Linked DNA regions of Homo sapiens: region 2 is linked to region 1. The links are chromatin loops, found by intact Hi-C in ENCODE. Cell type or tissue: prostate gland. All regions are shown on one strand. Each heading gives the region's core, and the rest is flanking DNA. Links, peaks and the distances in the headings are about the cores only.

Region 1 (8,445 bases), core at 1,437-6,436:
TTCCCTGGTGCAATATTCTCCAGCACATTTTCTTTGATTCAGAGCTAATAAAAATCAACAACAATGTGTTTGGGGGAAGGGCAGAGGATGATGAGTGATGAGGGAAAAGGGGATGTAAATGGGTCGGGAGAGAAGGATGCCAGTTATTTTAGCCTACAAAAAGGATGCATTGTAAGCGACCAATTTCCATGATGGATAAAGATGTGCATGTCATTGTATACAGCCCTGATTCTAGGAGACAATTGTGGACCCTTCTCCAGCTGGCCCACTGGAAGGATCTGACTATTTTGGCTCACATGATCCAATTCCAAGGGAGGGCTCTTATTTCACCTCTTCCCTGCTTCCTTATGCTGAGGAAAGCAGGATTACCGTGGCAATGGAAACAAAATGTTAGAAGGAAGTTGGCTCTGAAAAATATTATAGAATAATTGGTTATTCTACCACTGCTTTCTGCCAAACCACTGTCTTCCCTTGAGAGTCCAGAGTTCTGAATTTAAGAAACAAAATAAATCTTTTTGTTGCTCAGACACCTCTAAATTCATTGGTATCTTTGAGATCCAACACTCTCAGTGAACATATATTGTGTCTGCTGTCTGGTAGACGTTCAGAGCCAGCGCTAAGTCCTGTGGCCCTTTTATAGTGCTATCAATTTGTCATCTGTCCTTGTTTTAAAGACCAGCACATTTTTGCCATGGCCTCATCTCACGATAATGAAGTCTTTGGAAAATTAGCAATCTCAGGCATTTAAACTTGTATGTGCACTGTGAGGCAAGGTGTGGGACAATGACTCCAGCTGCTAAAAGGGGATGTGCAATGATTATACTTACTCAGTAGACTTTATTTTTCGCACTGCCTAGGCTGCCCCTGGTGATAAGTTAGCCATTTAGGAAGACATTTGAACTCTGCAATTCCCAGTGTGTTTCTTAGGTCTTTGTCTGTACTGTGTCCTCATCGGAAACATGCTTCTCTTTGTTCAAGCACTCATCCATTAGCCAAAGATATATTTTTCCTTTGACATTTATAGTCTCCCCTTCACATATTGAGCATTTTAGGCATTTAGGTTACAAGATATAATACAAATAGTCCTTATGATGGAGAATCTGAGAGTTTAATGGAGAAGATTGGGAGATACACACACACAAACACACACACACACACACACACACATGCAATGGCTAAGAATATAGGCTTTGGCATCACGTGACTTGGGTTGTAATCCCATCTCTGGCACTTATGGCCTTGACTAAGTCATTTAATCTTTCTAAGCTTCAAACTCTCATTTATAAGATGGAGATTCATTCATCTAACAAATATTTGTTGAGGGCCCACTTTGTGCCCAGCACAGGCCTCGTACTAGGAATCTAACTTTGGACCAGCCAGACAAAAATCCCTCCCAAGTGCAGCTAGCATTCCGATATTAACAGACAGATTGAAAGTTAAACAACAGAGACATAATACGCCAGGTAGTGATAAGTGCAATGAAGAAAAATAAAGCAGGGTGAGGGGATAGTAAATGGAGGAAGATGCTGTTTTTGGTAGGTCAGAGAAAGCTCTCTGAAGAGGTAGCACTGGACAGAGATTTGAGTACGTTGACAGAGGGTCGCTGTGACAATCTGGGAGAAGAGCATTCTAAGGCAGGCCCTGAGATGAGAGAGCACACCTGTCATAGTCAACCAATAGCAAAGTGGCCAGGGAGCTCATGGTCACAAAAAAAAAAAAAAAAAAAAAATTGGGCATTTGGAAAGAGGTGAGAAATGTGAACAACAGAAATGGATCAAAGGTTAGGTTAAGCTAGTAGAGGAGACTTCTAGTGTGCAAATGTGCCAAAAATTGCCCTCACTCTCCCCTTAGCAGCCTGGTCTCCCTCTTACTCCCACAACTACAGGTCCTGATAGTACTGGAATGAAAATTTTTGTGATAAACCTTGGAGGCTTGCAAATCTTTTAGATTGATGTCCAGAAAGAAAAGAAGATATAAGTAACAGAGAGAAGCTGAACTCCAGAGCAAAAGACCAACCTGAACCTGAAACCTTTCCCACAATACTCTTTAAGTTTTCCTACTCTGTGAAATAGCTACTTACACTGCCTGAAATTCTACTAAAGATACATATGTATCACTATATGCCCTCTCTCAAAAGAAGAAAACTCTCAAAATGTGACTAGAAGTGTTACCTAGTCATTTGCACATGAGTATAAATTAGTGTGTTCATCTTTCTTTCTAACATCTAGCTGACATCATTTTCTCTAGAAGAAAGAGTATTTCAGTTAAGGGTAAAAGATAATAAGTAACTCTTTATGTTTTTTCATGTATTTTGTTCTACTTTATATTCCTGCTGCTTCTGAAAAAAATTTGAGGCAGCAAATATTTTTAAATTTTGAAGATTTGTGGAATAAGATGGACTGATTCCACTCTTTCTTCTACCACTTCTGCCTCCTCCACACAAAATAGTGATGCTATCTATAGCTGAAGGTATAGTTGGAACATGTTTGGAGGTTTGGAGACATTGAATTAAAGTGATCCCTGAGAACATAGAAAGTAAATTGTTTCCCACTAGTTATACTACAAAATCCGCACATGTTGGATAAGAGCAATACTACATCAACCTAAAACAAGCCAACAAACAAACAAATAAAAAAAAACCAGAATGGCTCCCAGGCTACCAATTTTGGCTCTGATCTGATTGAAGACATCATCATAATTAAAGCAACAATGTATCTGGCAAAAAATAATAATAATAAATAAGAAAAGCCAGAAAGCCCAGAAAAGAGAATGTGAAAGAAGCAACTCCCAAGCCTTGATTATGCAGAATGCCAGAAGAGAGACTAGTAGGGTCTAAAGTTGTCCTGTCTAGTCCTGTGACAGTTGATCCCTGATCTAAGTGAGGCTCAACACAGTTTTCTGATTGCACTCCAGCTTCCCTTGCAGATTTGCTTCCAGGGAGGAAATGCACTGGTAGCAACATGCTTGATAGCCAGCAATTTTTTTAACTGCCATTCTGGTTGGCACATCTAGCTGGTATGAGTCTGTTTAACCTGAGTCAGACCCTGAACTCCAATCACTTCTGACTCTAAGGCCACAAGAGGCTGTGTGCACATGACCTGATTATTATGAACTGTGGCCCAGGACTAGAACTGTATTAATAAAGAGAGGGAGAAAAATCTTCCCCCTCCAATTTCTCCTCCTGTCCTCCCCTACTGTCCCCCACTAGTCCCCTCTTCTGCACCGACACATATTCTATTCCTAGATCCCTCATTTGTGTTACAATTCAGCTTCATTATAGATAAAGTGGCTTCTGGGGATATCGTGAGACCTTCTCTCCACTGTTATTTCTCTGAGAAAAAAAAAAAAAAACATTGTTAATTCCAATGTCTGATTTTCAAATAAATTTTGGACCATGACCCAGTTACAATGTGGGGACATTTTGTTCCTGTAAATTGGTCTTTCTAGCCAGTGTCTGGGAGCTGGCTGGGAAATGTACTTAGTAAATCACTCCCAGTGGTTTGGGAAAGGACAGAGAAGGTTCTAGAAGAGATGAGTCAGGCAAGGGGGTGGGCAGCACAGAGGGGAAAGGAACAAAGAGCCAAGCAATATTCTGAAAACAGAATTTGTACCCAGCCAGAAATAACTGTCTGATCAGGCCTAGCTAAAGGCTTTCTGAAATGACAAAGCAAATATTAACAGAGAATTCTTTAAGAGCCTCTCTCAGTGAACACAACATTTTTTTGGTGATAAGCCAGGTGGGTTTATGAATAATACACTTTGCCAAGCAATCTTGATAAGACCTCATTCTCCCCTGCAGGGCTGGAGAGTTGAGAACTGAAGCTTTTGTATCTCAACAAGAATATAGCACCTGACACAGGGACCCATCTCCCTGTACTCACCAAACAGCTTGAGATGAACATGATGCCTGTCACAAGGATGCTAAAAAGCCCAAAGGACATTCTTTAAAAAACCGAAGGAAAATGATCAGCTTCCTTTCAACCCCCTACATGGAAATGGTGGACTTGGGCAAGAATAGCTCAATACTTAGCCAGCTGCTTCTTACCTAACTGGTGTGTGAGTGAATGTGAGTTTCTGTTTGGCAGGTGCAGGGATCTCGGATGAACCAGAAACTGTCAAAAGAGAAAAACTCGTGCAATGTTGTTGCTGCAATCCTTCTATCTTAAAATTAAGCATGTGGTTCCTTTACAAAGGGATTATAACAGCAGCTTTGTCAGAGTGCCATGATTATACATATTGAGAACTACATTCATTCATCCATTCATTTAACAAACATTTATTGGCTGTACTGTGTTCCAGGATGCAACAGGCCTAGGAGAGGCAACAGAAGGTACACAGTTGCAACCTTGTAGGAAAGAAGGAGAGTACCCAGGAGACTTTGAAAGTACAGAGGATGGACATAGAAGGGGAGTGAAAACAGAGATTGTCCCAGCCAAGTTCAGTCCCAACTGGTCAGTCATTTATAGCGTAGAAAAGAGCGGTACCTCCAAAAAGGGGTGGGGCAGAAAGGCTGGATCTGATACTGTCTGGGAAAAGCAAACGAACACTCAAAAAACTGAACCCAAACAAGCCACAGCAAGTAAATACACACACAGGATGACCAACTTGCAATATGCACATTGTGGAGGAGAGGAGAGCAATGTAGGACTCTGACAGGAAGGCAGGCCGGAATGTGACCCAGAGTGACGGAAGCCAGAGCTTTCACAGGGAGAACAGAGATTAGCCTGACAGGGTCAGAATCTCCAGCTATTTTGACAGTGCTTGTCAATATTTATTTGTTCAAAGTGTCCCCTCCACTTGAGAGAGTTGATACAGTTTCCGAAATCTGACAACTAAGAAGCTGGCAGGGTAGTCCCGGAACAGCAGTGACTATTTTCAGCATGGGGTTAGGGGAAGCACTCCAGCTCTGAGGTCAGAGTTGAGTTTCTAGCAAAGCTCTGCCACTCCTTGGTCCTCAGTGTCCTCATCTGTACAATGGGGAGAATAATAGAATTGCTTCAAAGCAAGGATTAAATAAGATAGATTCTGTACCAAGCTTACCATGTCGTGAATAGCCAGCCTGTGTTAGCCATTATCATTGCCAGCAGTAAAGGAGAGCTATTAAAATTTGTTGTCTGGGGAGACAGCAGTGCCCTGGTGTCACAGCCACATGGTTTTTAGGCAAAACAGAAATCAGCCAGGAAAGGGGAATTCTGCATCCCCCTCCTCTGTGGCTCCTCATCTGCCGAAGCCCCTTCCCCTGGGACCACACTAATTTAGCAAGAAATGTGACTGTTGAGCCCAGAATCCTACCTGCCCATTCCCCAGATCCATGCACACACTTGCAGATAGACTTCAGGGCTGCTGTAATAGAGACTAAGGTAAGGAAGGAAGAAACAGAAAGCAACCCTCCAGTATGAGGGAAAGGAAAAATGCTGAGATTTGGTGAAAAGAAAAAAAACCCACCTCTACAGATCGAACACACCATCATAGAACAAGAGCCAGGATACAGAAAGGCTTCCTGAAGTCACTGAGGGGAGGGAAACTGAGGCTTATTAATGTAATGGGACTTCAGTTAAATGAAGGGCCACCTCAGTGACAGGCACTGAGGACCTGTGTCCTGGCAAGGCTTCATCCACAGTTCCTGCAAAGAGCAAGAGCAACAGGCCAGGAACTGTCCAGAATGTAGAATTAGGAATGGCCAGAGATCTGGTGAAGAGAGATGCAGAGGATCTGGAAAGTGCTCTGGGGTTGCCAGCCAAAGATGCAAAGAGGACAGGGAGAGTGGGTGGCAAAAGGCATGGCTCAGTTATCTCCCTGCGGGGGGCAAGGGCAGGAGGGGACACAGGCAGTGAGCACATCAGCTCTGACTCACAGGAACGGTAAAAAGGATCCACACTAATTAGTTTGGGGATTTTCTTCTGAATTAATTTATTTGATAAGGATTTCTCTGAGAGTCTGGAAATTAATCTGCTATGGTCTGAATGTTTGTGTCCCTCCAAAATTTATGTGTTGGAATCTCAACCCCCAAGGTGATGGTATTAGGAGGTGGGGCCATTGGGAGGTGATTAGATCAACAGGCCTTCATGAGTGGGATTAGTGCCCCTATAAAAGAGGCCCCAGAGAGCTGCCCTGCCCCTTCCCCCATGTGAGAATACAGCAAGAAGGCACCATCTATGAACCAGAAAGCAGGCCTTCACCAGATGCTGAATCTGCTGGCCCCTTGATCTTGGACTTCCCAGACTCTAGAACTGAGAGAAATAAATTTCTGTTGTTATAAGCTAACAAGTTTATGGCATTTTGTTATAGCTGCCCAAATGAACTCAGACACACATATTGGAATTGAGATGTAAGAACTAACTCAGACAAAGCATCTCAGTCCACTGTCATGTGTAACGGCTCCCAGTCCCTACCCCATTCTAGGGAATAGAGGACATCACCTTCAGCCCAATGCCAAGACCTGCCCAAGCAGAGCCACTCTCAGGTACTTCATGGCTGGAAAGAAGGAATGTGGTATTTGGATTCACAAGGCCTTATCAGGCATATCCAAGGGTTAGGAACAAGAACTTTTGGGCTCTCCTCTTGCATCTTCTAATAATCTGAAGACTCCATTAGAGTCAAGGTGACCAGCCAAAACATCTGGAAGAAGATGCCCAGAGATGATAGCAGAATTACAAAAAGAAAATAAATACGTGCTACAAATGGTCCCTAATTGAAGTTTTTAATCATGTCCCTCAAATTCCTAGTTTCTTCCTTAACCAAAGGGTATGAATCAAGTTAAGCATCTTGACATAGAGATTCTTAGCATAGAAACCTCCTTATGAGCATACAATGGTCAAAGAGAAACCTGGCATAACCCTCATCCCTGCATCCACCCCACATTCTAGCTTTAGGCTATTTCTTTCTTTTCTTTTCTGTTTTTGACTCTTGATCTTTTCACAGTTTATTCTTCTTGTACTTTTTTATTGATATATAATAGTTGTACATATTTTGGGGGTGCATGTGATATCTGGATCCCTGTGTACAATGTGTCATGGTCAAATCTGCATAACTGGATGCCCATCACCTCAAACATGTATCTTTTCTTTGTGTTGGAAACATGATAATTCTTCTTTCCTAGTTATTTTGAAATATACAGTAAATTATCTTTAACTATAATTTCCTTACTATACTACTGTATACTAAGCTATTTTTAAAGCCAGGACTCTCCAGACTTGGGAACATTTTCAAATAGAAAATAGTGGATGTGGCCGGGTGCGGTGGCTCATGACTGTAATCTCAGCACTTTGGGAGGCCGAGGCGGGTGGATCATGAGGTCAGGAGTTCGAGACCAGCCTGGCCAATATGGTGAAACCCAGCCTCTACTAAAAATACCAAAATTAGCCAGGCATGGTGGTGGGCACCTGTAGTCCCAGCTACTCGGGAGGCTAAGGCAGGAGAATCACTTAAACCCGGGAGGCGGAGGTTGCAGTGAGCCGAGATCACACCATTGCACTCCAGCCTGGATGACAGAGCAAGACTCTGTTTCAAAAAAAAAAGGAAAGAAAGAAAGAAAATACTGGATGTACTGTACTGCATTCTCCTAGAACCTATCCCAGACACTTGACCTTTGCTGGGACCCCATAGTCATTAATCCTGGGGGAGGCATGGAAGTGCTAGGATGGGTCTCAAACAGTGAATCTAGATGCTTGATAGATGCCAACTACAATGAATTCAGTATGGGACTTTTCTTTTTCTTTTCTTTTCTTTCTTCTTCTTCTTCTCTTTTTTTTTTTTTTTCAAGATGGAGTTTTGCTCTTGCTATCTAGGCTGGAGTGCAATGGCATGGTCTCAGCTCACTGCAACCTCCACCTCCTGGATTCAAGCGATTCTCATGCCTCAGCCTCCCGAGTAGCTGGGATTACAGGCATGCGCCACCAAGCCTGGCTAATTTTTGTATTTTTAGTAGAGACAGGGTTTCACCATGTTGGTCAGGCTGGTCTCGAACTCCTGACCTCAGGTGATCCACCCACCTCAGCCTCCCAAAGTGCTGGGATTACAGGTGTGAGCCACCACGCCCAGCCTGGCACAGGATTTTTCTTCTCCTAACTCTCTGCTTATAAGTAAAGATGAAAAAGAGCCCCAGATTAGTCAGTGAGCCCTCATCTCTTGTCAAATTCTCTTCATAGTTGTTCACAGATACTCTCCCCATTTTCATATTTGTACAGCTTGTTACCATGGGAACATCTTGGTCCCCTCCCATTCCCATGCATCCTGCCCAGAGGATGTGTAGGCGTGATACAATGGTTGCTGAACTTAATGAACACAATCTGGTACATAGGCATACTTGGGCCCTTTGGAATTCCAAGGCACCAGTGGATGACACAAGTAGAGGAAGCAGTAAGGTGCATCTGGAAGGCAAGACCTTCCTAATCTTGCTTTTACATCTACATTAAGGTTTTCAGAAATAGTAGAGCATTGATTGTA
Region 2 (8,445 bases), core at 1,825-6,824, 310 kb before region 1:
CCTCCCAAAAAAAGATTATTAGATGGTTGAAGATCATTAGATACGTGAAACAATTCAAAATCAACACAAATCCAGGATATGATAAGTAGATAAATTTACTGAATTTATGTAACAAAATGTAAGTTTTAGAGAAAACATGTTTTGAGCAGGCTAGAAGAAGGATTGATGTTGTTATCAGCAAACATTTATAAAAGAGGTAGAACTTAAGATAGCCTTGAAGGTTAGATGAGTAGAGGAAACAGGAGCAAGTGTTCAAGATGGAACAAATCGTACAGCTGGAGTTAGAAGGAGGAAGTGAGAACTAGCTTTATGGAAACTGCCTTAACCAGAGAGATCAGGGTTTGTTGGGGAATAATGAGAAATAAGGAAGGCAGATTAGAGAGGGAATAGAATGTTGGCAGGAGAGAAGGGAGGGTTCAAAATCTGTCATTATCATACATTGCTAGTGGATATATAAATCGGTACAACTTGTATAGATAGAACTTTGGCAGCATCTGTCAAAATTATAAGTACAATACCCTCTGGCCCAATAATTCCACCTCTAGGAATTTAACCTCCTGATACACTCATATTCATGCCAAAAATGTCCATTGCAAAAAGTAAAAGATTACGTCCATCAATAGAAGCCTGTTTAATTATTCTACAGCTGTACAGTGGAATACTGTGCAGTGATTGAAAAGAATGAGGAAGCTTTATTTGTATTTCCTATTGAATAAATTGTGAAATGTATTAAGTGAAAAAAACAAGAGTAGGACTTAGTGTGTGATGTAGCCACTGTGGTTTATGTGTAATATGTATACATGTGCTTTGATGCTTATGTGTATATATGTATGTGTGTACATAAAATATCTCTGGAATGATACACACAAAAACTGGTAACATTGGTTTCTTTTAGGGAAGAAACCTGGATGACTTCTCATTGAATTGTCTCTTGTAACTTTTGAATTTTATATCATGGGTGTATATTACTTATTCAAAAAATACATATTTTTCATTTCTTCCCTTCCCTTCCCTCCCCCCTTCTCTTTTTCCATCTCTCTCTCTCACACACACACACAGAAGGAAATTAACCAAATTTTTTTTTTTTTTTTAATTTAAAGACAGGGTCTCACTCTGTTGCCCAGGCTGGCATGCAGTGGCAGGATCTTAGCTCACTGTACCCTCAACTTCCCAGGCTCAGGCAATTGTCCTACCTCAGCCTCCCAGGTAGCTAGGACTTTAGGCGTATGCCACCATGCCTGGCCTTTTTGGTGGTGTTTTTTTTTTTTTTTTTAGAGATGGGGTCTCACAATGTTGCCCAGGCTGGTCTTGAACTCCTGGACTCAAGCAATCCACCTGCCTCGGCCTCCCAAAGTGCTGGGATTATAGGCATGAGCCACCACACCTAGCCTGAAAAAATATTTTTTAAAAGATCCTCAAGATAGTCATCTGCAGATTCTTAAGAAGTATATATCATAATAAAAGTATTTCAGAAAGATTTATAACAGGGTAAATTTTTTATTAAAATTGGTAAATGTTATAAGGAAATTGTCTATGCATATAGAGAAAAAAGACCTGTCCTGTGGTAGTAGACAGTGGAAATAAAGAGAGAAATGTACATAGGAGGGAAAAAATTGGATCAGCAGGATTAATGGCAGGTTGAATGTAGAGACAGAAAACAAGGAGAGTCAAAAATGAACTGAAAATTGAACCTCAGTGGGAAAGTGGCTTGTACATGATAGAAGTATTGAATTGGAAGCAGATTTAGAAGGCAGCAAGAGGGTGAGTTTTTCTTTTGCCTTTTTTTTTTGTACGTACACATTTCTTTCTAAGCTTGCTGGATCATATCTTGCCTACTTGACCATACTTGGACTGTTTGACAGGAACTGGCCACAGACCTTTGGAGAAAGAACAATTGCCAAAACATACCCATTGGGTCTTCCTGGTGTATTGGCACTAGTTGGAAAATTTTAGACCAGATGACCTCTGAAGTCCTGCCAACTTCCGGAATCTGAAATTGCAACCTGGATAGACTAAGTGAGTCCCTTGGAGCCATGTGACAAGTCCAAGCTCCAGCTGTGGATGAGGCCTGACTTCAAGTTCAGAAGCTCATCAGCTAGCCCAGTGTATCTCTTTGTGTCAGTTTTTTTTCCTAAGCAGTTTCAGTAATATACCAAAAGATACAGACTCAATGAACATTTTGAAACCTCCTAACAGTGTGACATAGAATTAATTAAACCTAGAAAAAAATTAACATAAAAAGAAATTCAACAATGAAAATGTATTATCTTGTGGGGGAGGTACTAAAAAGACCCTGAAGGAGTCAGGATGGGAAGAAAGAGGTGACTGGGGTCTTAGGACCAGTTTAGTCCCCACTTTGATCTGTAGCTTTGAACTAGTTAGTGAACTCTCTGGACATCAGCTTTCTAGATGAGCAGATCATCTTGGATGCCTCCCAAGGCACTTCCCATAGCTAAAACATAATGTTTCTTAATGTCACTGATAAGATTTTATCACCAGATGCCTCAGACTTTGAAAGCATGTAGCTCTGGCTTTTTGTTTAGTTTCTCACGCAGAATTTTATTCACTTTAAAATTGAAGTTCCAGCCGCCTTAACTATGAATATCAAGAGAAAAACTAATAGATGTAAAAGTAAACAACAGAAAGGGTAGAAGATCTCTTATTCTCTTCTGGATTTAGGTGACAGACTTCATTTACTATCTTGTTTGTGAATATATTTAGTAAATTTTGTGGTATGAGAAGTTGGGTATCCACTCTTATTTATCCTCTAGGTAACTAATTTTTATACATATGTACTTGCCTTTTTCCTGCAAGGCCCACAAACCACATGTTTTTGATGCCTTGTATATACATGAGATTTAAAAGGAGAAGGCTAAAGTAAATCTGTTCTAATAGCTACAGAACCATTTGTAAATTAAACCTTAAACTCCTAAAATTTCACATAAGAATATGTATCCAAGTTCTTTTTTTTCTACAGTATAAACCCCTTTTATTGAAAAATATTTCTCCTGCCTATTTTTATAATTGTAAAGTCAAATTAAGGTACCAGGAATTATAGCTACAGGGCAATGAGAAAGGCATAACTAAAATATAGTTTTATATTTATTATATAAACCCTACTTCAGTAGGGTTTTAAGTGTAACGCAGTTTGATTTGAAAATAATTAAGAGATCGTTTCAGAAACTGGTATAATATTTAAGGGAGAGCTGAGTAGATAAACAGAAGCTTCAAGGAGAGATTTATGGGAACAGAAGTTTCAGTTGATTGCATCATGGTTTTTGAGGCCAAAGGCAAATAAATTCCTGAGTATTTCCAGATGCTGTGTGTCTAGGCAAGAGGACATCTGAGGAGCTAGAAGTATTTGATGTGAATTCTGTTTAGTGGTCTAGGCTGCTTTCATTTTCATGATAGATTTCCAGGTATGTTTGTTTTGAACAGGCAGATTTTACATTTTGAGGTCTATTCTGTTTTTTTAATAGCAATGCTGATTTTAAGACAAATAGTATCACCATTTTATACCTAGTAATAGGCAAAGCTGGGACTTAAAACTAGGTCTTCCAACACCAGATCATTACAGCACATGAACAGTGTATTCATTATGCACTGGCTGTTACATAGTTCAGTGATGGACACTACCAAGAGGTGAAACTCAATCATTAGTCTTCATTGGTAAAAATCTTGGCAGAGTTTTGATAAGTCAAACACTGAAATTATGTGTTCAAGTGAGAACTTTGTGCATCTCATACGTATAGATTAGTATAGTCCTCCATTTGCTGAATAATAGCAGGTAATAACAGACTTACACACTTACACAGTGCTTTCAGACTCCAGTTGGAATGGACTACTGTTCTCTGAATGTGCCTTCTACTTTCATATCTTGCCTATGCTCTTCCCTCCCCACTGTCTCTTTCTAACAGAATACAGCCTGTGTTTTAAGGCCTGTCCCAAATTCTGCTACACTCATAAACTTACCCTGATTTTCACGGTTGAATGTGATCTCTCTGACCCATCTATAAAATTTTGTTTTACCTATTCAGGGGTGCTTACTTATTTTGTTTTGTCTTCTGTCAAAAATATTTCTTTCTTTCTCTTTACCTGAGACACAGTATAGTATAGTAGACAAGAGTATGGACTTGAGCCAGAGTGCCTGGATTTGAATGTCGAATGTGCCATCCATTTCCTCCCTCATAAAATGAGTGTTAAAATAGTGCCTGTGCTTTAGGGTATTTATGAGACTCCAAGAAATTGATAACGTTATAATGCCCTTAGAACAGTCTTGGGACAAAGAAGGTCAGTGCTCAATAAAATTTAGCTTTAATGTTGACTATACTAGATTGTAACATCGGGAGAAGCAAGGAGTATTTATTTCCCATACTTCTCTCTTATGGGAAAATGTATTTGATTTCTGGTTTAGGTTTCCCTAACCATCCGCACCACCCCTGCCCCAAGGGCATCAAGGTGTAAGGGCCATCAAGGCTCAGGAATGTGGAGAAGTAGATGCTTAGGAACACTAGTAGTTCAACACACATTTAGAAAGGATATCACATTTTGGGGGAAGCTTCCTGACCCTAAAAGACAGCAAATCAAATCTGTCATACGTGTACCCGTATTGCTAAGCTTACAGCCACAAACCAGAAGGGGGCAACAGATCTGCTTACTATCTGTGAAGAAGGGAGAAGAAGCCTCAAGAAAATGATTCCCAGTTAGGAAAAAACTGCACCATAACTGATCTCTGATAAGATGTTATTGAATCAATAATCAAAATACAGATTAGACACAAAAAGAGAGGTCTGTTCTGTGGGCTGGGAGCATGTAAGCAATTGAAATAGAAATTGTGGAACTGCTTCCAGAGATTTTAGTTTTGATATCTGGCATGCACAAGAGCAGCTCAGAATGGCTAAAGTTGTTTAATGTTGTCAGCATTCCCCACTTTTATTTTATTGGTTTTTTTAGAAGCTGTGCAAGAGTTTCTATTTGTAGAGCTGATTCTTATATAGAAAACTGGGCTGCTGTGCAGCCTTGCAGGTTAGAATGAAATATACATTTTTTTCATATTTTTAAAATCATTTCTTGTTTATGGAAAAAGTAATTACATATTCTTTTTTTAAAAAAAATACTTATAAAGGAAAAATCACTTGTTTTTAGTGTGTTTCTTGCCAGTCTTTTAAGTATATCTTTCCATTTTATTTGTTTTAAACTATTAAACAGTAAGTGTCACATTTCATCTATAAATTCAGTGCAATTCCAACCAAAATCTCAGCAGAAATTTTTGGGGAACCTGAGAAGATGACCCTGAAATTCAAGTGAAAGAATAAAACCAAGAATAGCTAAGACAGTTTTAAGAAGACTAACATAAAATGATTGGTCCACAAGATAGACAACAAGACTTATTAGAAAGCTACAAAAAATACAAATGAAGATAATGGCTTAGATGTAGACAAATAGACTAGTGGAGCAGAATAGAGAGAACCCAGAAATGTATCTACATATCTGGAAACCTGAGATATTTTTTACATCAAAGGGCGAAGAATGGATTAGTTAATAAATGCTACTTAGACAATCGATAATCTAACAATTATATGGGAAAATTCTTCATTCTTACTTCAAAATATATGAACATACTCACACACATTTTTTTTAGGTAGATTAAAAACCGAAATGGAAAAAGCAAAACTTTTAGAAGGAAATATAGGAGAATATTAATAGTAGTATAACACTGGGGACACTGAAGGATTTGTTTTTTTTTGAACAAGACACAAAAAACATAACAAAAGATTGATAAATTTTTTTGTTTTGTTTTATTACTAAGTGATAATTGTTTTTGGGGTTTTGTTTTTGTTTTATTTTGTTTTGTTTTGTTTTGTTGTCTTCCATGATTCAGAATGGTTTTTGTTGTTGTTGTTATTTAATGCTTGTTGTGTGTTTTTTAAGAGACAGGGTCTCGCTGTGTTGCTCAGGCTGGTCTCAAACTCCTGTCCTCAAGCAATCCTCCCATCTTCGCCTCCTAAATGGCTAGGATTATAGGCGTGAGCCACTGCACCTGCTCTGATAAGGTTTAATGCATTAAAATTTTAAAGTTCTATTCTACAAAAATTTTGTTACCACCAGTAACAAAATTAAAAGACCAGGGAAGATTTGCAATGCATGTAGCTAACAAAGATTAGTATCTAGATTATATCCATAGGCCAATAAGATAAGAATTTTAGAAAAGTGGATAGAGAATATGAACCAGCAGTTCACAGAATAAAAAACCATATTGGCAGTTAACATATTTAACATATGAATAGATGCTCACTCTCAATAATCAGATAAATTACAGATTAAAATGATACATTTTCACATTTATTAGATGCAAAAATAAGACTTCCATAATAATTGTGACAAAGAGGAGCAACAGGAAGTCTGATTCACTACTAGTGGGAGTTTAAAATTATATAGTCACCTTGAAGAGTAGTTTGGCAATATGAAGTAAAAGAGGATGGGCATGGTCATCTTCTACTCAGCCTTCTGCTCTGGGGTATATACCTTAAAGGAACTCTGGCTTGTATAAGGATTAAGTTATAAGACTGTTCATTTTAACATTGTTCATAATATGAAAAACTGGAAGCAACTTAAATATCCTCCAATAGAAAAAGAAGAAAAATGTGATAGACTTTTTTTTACAATGGAATACCATACAACAGTGAGAAAGAATAAGCCAAAGCTATCTATAGATGCATACATATCTATACACACATACACATATATATCAGGGTGATTATCTCAAAACATAATGAGTAAAAAAAAGGTGAAATATCGTACATATAATATGATACCATTTATGTAGTTTGAAAATATGCAAAGCAATATCATCACTTACATGGATACATGTTATAAAGTGAAGGGTATAAAAAACATGCCCAAAAATGGTAAACAACAAATTCAAGGTATTATCTACCTATGAAGAAGCAGGATGGGGTTGGAGTAGGATCCGGAAATATACATGAGGGAGCATCAACTGTATCTATAATGCTTTATTGGCTTAAAAAGAAAATCTCAAGTATGACAGACTTTAAATTTTTTTTTTTTTTTTTTTTTTGAGATGGAGAGTCGCTCTGTCACCCAGGCTGGAGTGCAGTGGCGCGATCTCGGCTCACTGCAATCTCCGCCTCCTGGGTTCACACCATTCTCCTGCCTCAGCCTCCCAAGTAGCTGGGACTAGAGGCGCTCGCCACCATGCCCAGCTAATTTTTTTGTATCTTTAGTAGAGACAGGGTTTCACCATGTTAGCCAGGATGGTCTCAATCTCCTGACCTCGTGATCCGCCCGCCTCGGCCTCCCAAAGTGCTGGGATTACAGGCATGAGCCACTGCGCCTGGCCAGATTTTAAAATTTGATGAAGATAGGTGGTTGAGTATGTGGGTGTTATGTTCTGCTTATTTTTGTTTTTGTTTTTTAATTTAAGTTTCAGGATACATGTGCAGATTTGTTACATAAATAAACATGTGCCCAGTGGTTTGCTGCAGCTATCAACCTGTCACCTAAGTATTAAGCCCAGCACGCATTAGCTATTTTTTCTGATACTCTCCCTCCTCCACCCCCTCATCTCACAGGCTCCAGTATGTGTTATTCCCCTCCCTGTGTCCAAGTGTTCTCATTGTTCAGCTCCCACTTATGAGAGCATGCGGTGTTTGATTTTCTGTTCCTGGGTTAGTTTGCTGAGGATAATGGCTTCCAGCTCCATCCCTTTCCCTGCAAAGGACATGATCTCGTTCCTTTTTTATGGCTGCACAGTACTCCATGGCGTATTGTACCACATTTTCTTTATCCAATATATCATTGATGGGCATTTAGTTGAATCCATGTCTTTTGCTATTGTGAATGGTGCTGCGATGAACATAAACGTGCATGTATCTTTTTTTTTCTTTTCTTTTTTTTTGAGACGGAGTCTCACTCTGTGGCCAGGCTGGAGTGCAGTGGCAAGATCTCGGCTCACTGCAACCTCCGACTCCCTGGTTCAAGCGATTCTCCTGCCTCAGCCTCCCAAGTAACTGGGATTACAGACATGCGCCACCATGCCTAGCTAATTTTTGTATTTTTAGTAGAGACGGGGTTTCACCATGTTGGCCAGGATGTGTATCTTTATAATAGAATGATTTATATTCCTTTGGGTATATACTCAGTAATAGGATTGCTGGGTCAAATGGTATTTCTGGTTCTAGGTCTTTGAGGAATTGCCACACAGTCTTCCACAATGGTTGAACTAATTTATATTCCCATCAACAGTGTAAAAACGTTCCTATCTCTCCTCAGACTCACCAGCATCTGTTGTTTTTCACTTTTTAATAATTGCTGTTTTTACTGGTATGAGATGGTATCTCATTGTGGTTTTTATTTGCATTTCTGTAATGATCAGTGATGTTGACCTTTTTTTCATATGTTTGTTGGCTGCATAAATTTCTTTTG

Evidence for each region. Peaks named below come from ENCODE experiments on the same cell type or tissue, not always from the same donor. Only the 100,000 strongest peaks of a DNase experiment are listed, where the experiment ranks them.
Region 2: it touches region 1 in a loop (2.3-fold over the local background); 1 of 110 quality-filtered maps calls a loop at or near these places.

The regions. Positions count from the first base shown.
Region 1 is chr5:71,969,419-71,977,863 of GRCh38, reverse strand. No RefSeq gene overlaps it. Among named protein-coding and RNA genes, the nearest start is that of MAP1B, 130 kb to the left of the region's middle. In prostate gland, for the core only: no CTCF peak of the experiment used is centred there; DNase peaks (open chromatin) are centred at 3,483 and 4,538; H3K27ac peaks cover 1,793 bases.
Region 2 is chr5:72,277,076-72,285,520 of GRCh38, reverse strand. The region is part of intron 4 of MRPS27 (mitochondrial ribosomal protein S27); the gene reads left to right. It overlaps LOC107986422 (a long non-coding RNA gene), which reads left to right. Exons shown (of 2, transcript XR_001742742.2): 2 at 1,863-4,671. Among named protein-coding and RNA genes, the nearest start is that of MRPS27, 39 kb to the left of the region's middle. In prostate gland, for the core only: a CTCF peak has its summit at 4,639 (motif pointing right); a DNase peak (open chromatin) is centred at 3,282; H3K27ac peaks cover 3,106 bases.